Regions from separate parts of the Homo sapiens genome. Here region 2 is linked to region 1. A link is a loop called in an ENCODE intact Hi-C map of the cell type or tissue named here. Cell type or tissue: IMR-90. All regions are shown on one strand. Links, peaks and the distances in the headings refer to the core of each region. The heading gives the core; the rest is flanking DNA. Region 1 overlaps LINC03000 (long intergenic non-protein coding RNA 3000). Region 2 has its middle 34 kb from the start of LINC01938.

Region 1 (5,391 bases), core at 105-5,104:
TTGAGACCAGCCTGACCAACATGGTAAAGCCCCATCTCTACTAAAACTACAAAAACTAGCTAGGCTTGGGGTGGGGGTTGCCTGTAATCCCAGCTACTCAGGAGGCTGAGGCAGGAGAATTACTTAAACCCGAGAGGTGGAGGTTGCAGTGAGCCGAGATCGCACCATTGCATTTCAGCCTGGGCAACAAGAGCGAAACTCTGTCTCAAAAAAAATAAAATAAAATAAAATAAAATAATAAATAAACAGTATGTAAGCCCTTGCTGGGAGCATATTTGTATTTATTTTCCTAAGTACTTACTTTCTCATGTTTTACATCTTTAAGATCATCACAATTTTACTAATTTGCCTCTCTTTATTGTTTCAATTAAAACCAGTAAAAATAATCTTCATTTACCTTTACTTTTGCCTATAATGGGTTGAACAGTGTCCCCCCAAAATTCATGTCCAGTTAGAGCCTCAGAATATGACCTTTTTTTGGAAATAAGGTCTCTGCAGATGTCGTTAGTTAAGGATTGAGATGATATCATCATGGATTTCAGGTGGGCCTTAAAACCAGTGATTGGTGTCTATATAAAAAGAGGAGAAGGACATCGTGACATAGAAAAGAGGGTGATGTGACGATGGGGTCAGAGATTGGAGCAGTGCACCTAAAAGCCAATGAATGACAAGGATCACCAGCTACCAATACAAGCTAGAGAGTAGCAAGGAAGGATTCCTCCCTAGAGCGTTTGGCAGAACATGGTTCTGCTGACTACAACTTGGTTTTGGACCTCTAACCCACAAACTACGAGAAAATAAATGTCTGTTATTTCAAGCCACTCAGTTTGTTAGTAATGGGTTACGGCAGCCCTCGCAAACTAATACAGTGTCCTGAATTATAATAAATCATTTCAGTTTAGAGGGAGTTTGCTTGACAGATGCCTTTTAGATACAATTGTCCTGTGGGCTGTCACCCCTGCTACCATTTCCAAAGGATACTGGGAGTCCACTCATGAATAATGTCTTAGTAGCTTTAAAAGAAGATGGGCAGGTTTCTTGGTGTCCAAGTAATTTTAAATAATGATGGATCTAGGAGATATAAGTTCAGTTCACTGTGCCTACACCTAGTCATCTATTTTAAGTAAGAACCTAAATAGGAATAAAATACATAGTTGACCAGGTGCTGTGGCTCATGCCTGTAATCCCAGAACTTTGGTTGGCCAAGGCCGGTGGATCACTTGAGGTCAGGAATTCAAGACCAGCCTGGCCAATGTGATGAAACCCTGTCTCTACTAAAAATACAACAATTAGCTGGGTATAGTGGCAGGCGCCTGTAATCCCAGCTACTCGGGAGGCTGATACAGGGGAATCACTTGAACCCGGGAGGTGGAAGTTGCAGTGAGCCGAGATTGGGCACTCCAGCCTGGGCAACAGAGCAAGACTCCATCTCAAAAACAAAAAAAAAAACCACATAGTTATTTTCAGGAGGCAGCCTAAACAGCTAAGAAATTAGTTGCTTATGGGAGGTAGGAGGACACGTTATTATGGAAGAGTTGATGTGTACACATTCACCTACTCTGCCACTTGTCAGTTACATCTTTGCCAACTGAAACTGTTTAAAAAAATGCTTGTATCAACAATTAAATAAACCACCTCTGATATTTAGAAAACTTTCCTTAGCTTCCTACTTGACACTTTGCACATTTTCTCCCACAAAGCAAGTTTCTCCTCTTAATTAACCAAAGGCAAGAATGATTTCTTTCAAAACTCAAACCTATACATTTAGAAAGAAAAACACCAACCCGAGGGTAAATTCATTCACATCGGTGTGTAAAACAGACCACTTCTGTTCAAAGCCCAGGAAGTGCTGATCACGCTCCTGGCCTCAATAGAAGATACAGATCATTAAAGCTCAACCCAGTGTCTGTAGCTAGGTTGTTTATTACAAAAGTAAGAATCACTAACATGTCCTCTTTGCTAGAACCATAAATCTGAAACTTCTCTTTATTAAAACTGAGATTTGACAACTGCAATACCATAGCTCCCCCTGCTGTTCTGATGCATATTGTCAGCTGCCTTTGGCAAAATCATTTTATGCCTTTCCCTTCCATTCGGCCCTCCTCTGAGCTGTTTCTGATATCTAAGTTTCCGTTTGCTTCTTAATTCTTCATCTCACCTCCCTGTGCTATTTAGCAACCCAATGGCAATTTGGAAATCGATTTTTTATGATCCTCATGTTAATATCATCTTTCACAGGCAGTGTTGGAATGATTCTACTTTTATTTAAGATCATTTCAACTGCTCTGCTAGAGCAGCTTGGAGCCTCGGAAATGGAGTTTCTACTTGCATGGACCCCTCATACATACCTCCCTGCACACACATACAGTAGTTTAAACAAACTGGAAACAAAAGAAACGTACATAACAGCCAAAAATGTTGCTAAGAACTTTATAAAGCAACGACAGAGCAGCATCAAAGCATCTGCAAATGCTTTCTCTTTCCAAATTAATACTCTATCAGTATAAAGGAGGCCACTCACCACTGGCTATATTTTCATTTTTATAAAGTATTTTTATGACTGTTTAGGGAAAGCCTGTATACAGCCATTCCCTCCATTTTGTGTGTGTAGTTTTCTTGCTCTGAGCCAACATTCCATCACCTTGGCCAAAGTAACATATATATATATATATATATACACACACACACATATATATGTATAATTTATAAACGTATTTAATTTTTATATGTATTTAATTTATATATTTAAGGTATGGCTTGACATACATTTTGGAAGATGCCTGGAGTATAAGTTATGGGTGACTGCAGAATCCTGATCTGGTAGGCTCTAGATCCTGAAGGCATTTTTCCTAAGTTAAAATTATGCATATATGCAAGATAAGGAACATGTATGTACCCCTTGTCTGGGATAGATGGCAGGCTAAGGGACCAATTTTAAGAAGACCAAGTGGACCTGCCATCTGGTATTTGTAATCATCAACTTCCATGTATGCCTCACCACTGGACTAGAAGCTACTTGAAGACAAACATTGTAAATTGTTCTCCAGCTCTTTCAGCATCAGTACAGAAAGCATTTTATGGATCTTGTGTGGCTGAGAGAATTAATGCATGAATGAACACTGCAGACCCTTAAAATCCTGTTAGGCAATATCGTTCCTTTCTAGACTCATCTTGCAGGCTCTATTCAAAAATGAAGCCAAAGGAAATTAGGATTTCAATCATTAGCTTTCCATGGCATATTTAGTTTGCTTTGTGTACATTTTCTCAAGCAATAGGCATTGTGTATGCCTTTGCTTTTGTAAAATATCCTACAGAGTTATTGGGAGAGATATAAGAAATATGTTACCAGATTCAAAAAGCACATAAGATAACCTGGAAGGCAAAACCAAACCACAAAGGAAACCATATATAAAACATTTAATTTCCAAACTGTACTTTACAAATAAGCATTTTGCAATTTTGATTAATCAATATTTATCAGCCAGTCTTTGTGGCTTGTTTCCTTTGAGCAAAGCACAATGCTGATGCAGTTTTTAGGAACTGCATACCTAGACGGATGAAATAGTAAACCCTGGGGCTGCTGCTATCAAAGGGCTTGTAAAACAGCATTTTCTGGATAGCCCATCATCTAATATGGTGCAATATGCGAGGTCTGCTTTCAGCTAGAACCAAATGTAAAAATTATGATTTTTATCAAAGAGCAAGCATGCCAAAGCCCTCTCCTGCTGCTGCAGCACCGGGCAAATGCAGGCCATGAGACCAAAAGCCAATGACCAAGGAAGGTTAAGGAAACACAGAAGAGAGCAAAAGCAAAAGCTATGAGACAGAGCGAAATCACATTGACAGATAGTTAAAGCCTGGAGCCCTCTTGTGTGATAATACCTGGAGCACACTGAAGGAACCTGTGCAGTTGTTACAGCATGGCTTTAATATGTACTTTGCAATCATTGCAGATGATGAATGCATATTCTGCTGTTATTTTTTTCTTTGTCAAATTGTGTGTCAAATATAGGATGATAGTAAAAAAAAAATTAAATGCCATATACCCCCATGCTTTTTTATTATCATCCCTAGGTAGAACTGCTGAGAACAACTTCATACATTTAATTTCAAGTCATTTAAAAAATAAGCTTAGAAACATAGAATCATTATGTAATCATTTCTCTTGCTCCCTCTGTGTGCATACATGTGTAGACATGGTTTTTTAAACATAAAAGAGAATTTATGACATTGATATTAACATCCATAGAATTAAGTCACCATTCTTACAGAGGGATAAAAGACAAAAATACTGATTATGAGAGACACAAAGAAGAACTAGCAGACCCTAAGTTATAGAAGATAGCAAAGAGGGAGCATCTGGGCAAAAATTGAGATAATTTCTTTACTGTGAATGTGATTAGGAAATACACAAATTCCTTAGTGAATAAGACTTTAAAATGCATGTCAGATTTAAAACTCTATTGGCTTTATCTATCATTTATCTGTTTTATTTTCTTATTGTATATCATATGCTATATACACACATGCACACTTATTCCTTACTATAAATTTAGTCATTCTCAATCTTAAATTCCCAAGTTGAAATATTCTTGAACATAGGATTAGACTCAGAAAACCCCACCTGATAATTACCGCCAACATTCTGGTTCCTAATGTGTTGCCAACTAGGAAACCCTCACCTGTCACAGAATGTTTCTCTAACAGAGTTGATTCTTGTGTGAATGTGTTTGAATCATAATTATGCCAGCATTTTCTCCATTGTTGTTCCTTGGAAGACTTTACCTGGGGTTAGTAATAGGGAAACTATGGGGGAAAAGGTGTTTCATGTACAAATAAGTTTGGGAAAGAGGGGTGAACAGTGGTTCAGGAATTCTGAACCTCAATATGATACTAATACTCATTATACATGCCAAATGTTTATTATGCGTGCCAGAGGAATACATAATATACCTGGTCTTCAACGTGATTATTTGTTGAAGGAGCGTTATTTTCAGCCATGGACCTGTTTACATCGTCTAGTGCTTGTGTTTGATGGAATCCCGTGTTGGAAATGTTGTTTTAGTCCTAATAGTGTAGGGTGCATTAAGTTTTTAAGACTGGGGCAATCCATCAGGGAGTGTATTCTGGGAGAATTCAAGCAGAGACATGTTTTAAAGGAAGTAAGAAAAGTTCTGTAAGTTATATAATTATAAAAATAAGACCAACATTAAGTTGTAGTAAATTTTGTTGTTTGTTCCTTTCTAACACTAGAGCACCCACAACTTTTACCTTCCATATCAGTTTGCAGACAAACCGCTAAAAGTTGCAAGAGTTCATAATGTAACTTGGCAGTAATGCTAACAATGCAATGCCTATTGCACAAAGTTTATGTCTATCTTTGTGAATCAA
Region 2 (5,391 bases), core at 143-5,142, 700 kb after region 1:
TGCAATAAAAGAGCAAACCAATGACAATGAATGAATGTGAAATGTAAAAATGACTGCACGAAAGGAAAATTGATAATAATGACAAATGAAGAGGGAAAACATAACTCAGAGCTCACGTGCAATAGAAAGAAAATCCCACGTGAAAGGTTGAGAAAAAGAATATCCTGCTAACGTTAGGCGTAAGTCAGAAGCTCAGAGACTTCCTTTCAAGTTATCTGTCTATGGATGTTCTTACAACTTTCCCCTTTTTCCTTCAAAAACAAATTGACTATATTCCAGTTACCTGCTACTACATAACAAAACACACTAAAATTTAGCAGCTTAAAATAACAACTTATTATCTCTCATGGTTCTGTAAATTGGGTGAGATCATTTGGGTGGTTCTAGCTTGGGTTTTGTTTTTTCAGTCAAATGGAGTTTGGGTTGAGTATATTTCACTGGTCCCTATGTCTAAGGTAGTTCATCGGGTGACTGGCAATTGGTGCTGGTTGTCTTTTTTTTGTGTGTGTGAGATGGAGTCTCACTCTGTCACCCAGGCTGAAGTGCAGTGGCATGATCTCTGCTCACTGCAACCCCTGCCTCCCAGGTTCAAGCGATTCTCCTGCCTCAGCCTCCCGAGTAGCTGGGAATACCGGCATTTACCACCATGCCCAGCTATTTTTTTTGTATTTTTAGTAGACACAGAGTTTCGCCATGTTGGCCAGGCTGGTCTCGAACTCCTGACCTCAGGTGATCCTCCTGCCTCAGCCTCCCAAAGTGCTGGGATTATAGGCATGAGCCACCATGCCTGGCCTGGTGCTGGTTGTCTTCTGGTTGTGTGTTGATTGGAATGACTACAGATGTTTTCTCCATGTCCTTAGCTTCTCATTGCAGAGAAGGAGGAAGAAGGAGAGAAAAGGGAAGGGAAGAGACAGCTGGGGAGGGGTCAGGGGGAAGGAGAATGAATTGGAGGGAGAGAGCAGAGAGAGGACAGAGGAAGAGAGAAAGAGATACTTATAAAGAACACTAGAGAAACTTGAGCAGAATTTCCACAGGTAGAACAGAATATATAATCACTACAAATTAGATGCTGTTTTTCACCCCTCCCTAAATATAGATTTCATTTGCATCATCATCTCGTCTGCTAAATGTCATTTTTAAAATGTGAATTTTTAAATGTCAGCTAACAAGGAAGTTTGATACTCAGTCGCTGCTGTTATTCGAACTCCACCAGTCTATTATTAAGGACTTTTTAGCAGCTGATTGCTGATATTTCCAATTAAGACTTGGTTTGTGTAAGTCAATTTAATGTGACATATTTTTTTTTTAAATGTGGTTTACAATTTGCGGGATAGTTTGGTTGCAGTATATCCCTTTCTTGGCCAAAATGCATTAAGCAGATTTGCACAAAGAAATATAATTGCAGTATAATTGCTGAAACTTCCACTGAGACACAAATTATATGCTCTTAAAGATGACTGCTCAGGGGTTTTATAGAAAAAATTCTGCTTTGAATGGAAAGAGATACGAAAAACCTAAACAAACTAGAAAACTTCTAAAGTCTCTGTAACTCAGTGATCTTATCATTCTAGTGTCCATTTGACATCTAACTTGAGTAAGTCATAGTGGACTTTCTTCTCAACTCAAGCCCCTTAGATGCTTTCTAAAAGACGCTCAGCTGATTGCTCTTTCCATTGTCACTATCAAATTATCTATTCTGTGAACAATCTGATTCTCTAATTAATGTCGTAGCACATGTGCATTAATCTGTCTGGTCCTCCAGTTCTCTAATGAGAGACAAACTCACTACAAGATCTTCCTTAAGAAATAACAAACTGACTGACTCAGCATGACACCCTCACCTAATTAATAAAATGGTGACAATTTTAAAATCCCTGTGCTGTGATTTTTCCTTAACAAAAACTGTTTTGCAGATGTGCAAAGGGACACAAGAAAGAATGTAAATTTAGCAGTTCATAACCTTTGACTAAACAAACCAGAGATTAGATGGAATCAATACTGCCAGAAAGAATTTCCCCCAGTCTGGTAAATCTGGAAATGCAAGAAAATAAATCTATCAGAAAAAAAAAATGGTCTGTTTATAGCGACATCTAGTGGTGTTTGTTTTCCTGCTTGCCCATTCCTAAATGAATTCCCCAGGAAGATAGCAAATACAAAAAACTTACTATTTTGTTATTTTTATCAATACAAACACATAACCTATGTAACATGTTATTGGAGTAACAGGAATAAATATTTCAGAAAACCACATGAATTAGCATGAACTGATGATTTGCAGAAGCTATTTTTGAAAAGTGTTGTGGGTGAATGGATTATGACTCTCATGATGACCACAAGAATAGTAATGCCTGTCCTCATACAGAAATAGGTGTATTTCTTGGTGTTGAAACACATGACCATAGATTTTTTTTTTCAGATGAAGCAGGAGATTCATGGTAGAAATAACTTTGTGAAAAATGAATAATCTCATGGCAGATTTATCTTAAACTAAGATAACTAAAATGACTACATTCTCAAAAGGCTATCTTAAAGAATACTGACAACCTCTGTTATCTGATAGTTTACCCTGGAAGAGTTTGTATCACTATGCTAAAAATGTGTGTGTGTGTGTGTGTGTGTGTGTGTGTGTGTGCAGGGAAGTGAGGGGTGGGGTGAGCACAACATGATTATAAAATTTGTCCTGACACTTAGAGTAGACTTTTTGATTAAACACATTTTCTAAAATGGTGGTGATTATAAAAGAATACAATTTTGAAATAAAATCAATGACAGGACTTTAAAAAAGCAAGCAACAGTTTTTAAAAGTCATAGGTTTGTTACAATCCAGGGGATTGTAAAACTGTTAGGTAATATTCTCTCTGGCTATTTCAGAAGAGAATAAATTTTGACAAGGAGCACTTTTTTTTTTCCAGAGGAAGGTTTTTGCCTTTCACCTGTTCTGACACTCAAAGTTCTTCTAGGAGAGGCCACAGAGAAATCTATTCTCTGCGTTGCTCTTATATCTTCTGGATCACTTTAGGACAGATCCCATTCATTATGGACAGATGCCTTCACTGAATTTATGCAACTAATATTTATGGCCACTCATGCTCCGATAGCAATGAATGAGTCTGAACCAGTACGAGATATTAATTATTGCAAACCGTATCTTCACTTTTCTACTGAAAAGAAGTCTTACCTTGTATCACTTGATTTCTGTCTCCAGCACAGCCCCTAGGACTGTCTTTCTGCAGGTGACATCAGTATTATAGGACATTAACGTCTCAGAGGGTCCTTGAAGTGTATGTCTGTCCACTTGTAACCCTGCACTTCAAGGCACATAGAAACTGCTTTGACCTTTTAGGCCATCTCTTCTCTTTAGAGAAGATGAGTTCTTTAGAGAAGGATGAGTCCCTTCCAGCCTGACACAGTAAGCATTACTTTAAAAGCTCGTCATTCTACTTTATTCTCCCGAGTGATAACCATTTTGCCTGCAAGTGTCATAGGTGAATATTTTGAAGACCAAATGTGACTATAATACTGCCAAGTTCTACTCTGAGCATTTTGGAAAATACTTTCTCCCTCAAATACATAATAAAGTTAAATAACTTGACTTTTTCAGGCAGTCAAATTTATCATTGAGGCATAAATTAGTTATACAGTGGCATGATTTCAATACCACTTCTTGCCCACAGAAGGGAATTACAGTAAACAGATTCATAGAATTTCTCACCTAAAAATTTGTCTAGGTGTTCCAGGGCATAGCCACAGGCAGATTTCAGAAGTCTTTTAAATATACGAATTGAAAATGGTTCATATATGTACCTAAGGATAGGAGGAAAAAATTTACTTTTAACATCTATCCATAGGCTTGAATTTTACTGACTGTCAAAATCGTCCTAAAGGAACAACATTAAAGTTCAGTAAAAAATATTCAGTGATACAATATGTCAAACACTTGGTGTGTATCTGCAACCTTAAGACTAAGTGTAGTACCCTTCCATCACCTTTGGTTTTACTCTGTGCTGAAAAATATAGCCCCTGCCTGGCAAAGTGTCATCTTTTCCAGTCTGGAAAAAAACATATCAGTGAGATTTTGTTAGTTTGACAGTGGTCAGAGTTTCTGCAGCATTTTGCAAAAAGTATGTTGATGTAGCATGCAGTCAATAGTGCTTAGAAGTATGTTCGTGTATGTATTGAAATTTATCAATAGTTTTAAATAAGTAATGAGATATTTATCTTAACTATCATGCCACCTAAAGTATCAAATAATCCTACATTAATGATTATAATAAATATCACAAATGTCTTGTATTTCTTTACTCAAAGAATCATCAGTCACGTGTAAATCTCCTATCTCTCCTCTTCTAGCTGTCTTATCCTGCTTTTGTTTATTTCTCTCTTTTTTCTTTTAGCAGGCCTGTTTAGTATCCATCTGCTTTTATTTCATTTAGCTGGATGCCTCAAGATGTATAAGTGCAATCTAAATTTCAGTCAGTCTATATTCATCTTTCTAGGGATGACCCAGCTTTCAAGTTCAGAGTGAGTCCTGTCTTCTCCAAGAAGGATTCACTGATTATTCCATTCTGGTGGTTTTCAACTCAGCTTACATATTCGACTCACCAGGGTAGCTTTAAATGTGTGTGTGTGTGTGTGTGTGTGTGTGTGTGTTTTATATGTATAACATTTAATTATATATAATTAGCATTTTTAAATATGTATTGAATATTCTATGCATATATGTATACATATATATACACATATATTTGTGTGTGTATATTTATAAAATTAACCCCCCACCCAGATACTCTGATTTAATTGTTCTAGGGTAAAACTTTGATAAACCTATTTTTAGAAGGTCCATGGTAATTCTGATTGTATAGCCATGGTTGAGCTTCCTGCCATCTTGTTTTTGCCATACGAGTAATACTCGCTTTTTTTTTTTTTTTTTTGAGGCCAGAGAGGGGAATGGGTGATACATGCCATTGATACACAATCTAAAAGATAGAAAATATATACATAGTCAAAAATAAACCTCCTTCTTTACACTGGCCACTCAGCTACCTTCCCCAGAGGCAAATCCTGCTTGCAGCATTTGGTATTTCCTCTCAGAGACAATGTACTCACAAACAAATATGAATATTTATCAGAAACTCCTCCTCCTGCTCCCCTTCCCCAACCATACAAAAGATAAAATACTCTAGAAATTCATATGACTGTTACTTTTTAAAATATTTTATAATATCTTTTTATATTAGAACACAATTTTGTGTCCCTATTTTTAACAGTGACACACTATACCACTCTAGAACATAATCCATGTTATTGATTGCTTTTGCAATATTTCAGTGTACACATTTGCCTATTCAACAGTAGCATGTGTGTGATAATATCTGTAGAATAAATTCTTGG

What was found. Peaks named below come from ENCODE experiments on the same cell type or tissue, not always from the same donor. Only the 100,000 strongest peaks of a DNase experiment are listed, where the experiment ranks them.
Region 2: it touches region 1 in a loop (12-fold over the local background); 4 of 110 quality-filtered maps call a loop at or near these places.

What each region holds. Positions count from the first base shown.
Region 1 is chr5:164,502,324-164,507,714 of GRCh38, forward strand. The region is part of intron 2 of LINC03000 (long intergenic non-protein coding RNA 3000); the gene reads left to right. All of the region lies in intron 2 of LOC102546299 (a long non-coding RNA gene), which reads left to right. Among named protein-coding and RNA genes, the nearest start is that of LINC02143, 38 kb to the left of the region's middle. In IMR-90, for the core only: a CTCF peak has its summit at 2,030 (motif pointing left); a DNase peak (open chromatin) is centred at 2,038.
Region 2 is chr5:165,207,225-165,212,615 of GRCh38, forward strand. No RefSeq gene overlaps it. Among named protein-coding and RNA genes, the nearest start is that of LINC01938, 34 kb to the right of the region's middle. In IMR-90, for the core only: a CTCF peak has its summit at 2,105 (motif pointing left); no DNase peak of the experiment used is centred there.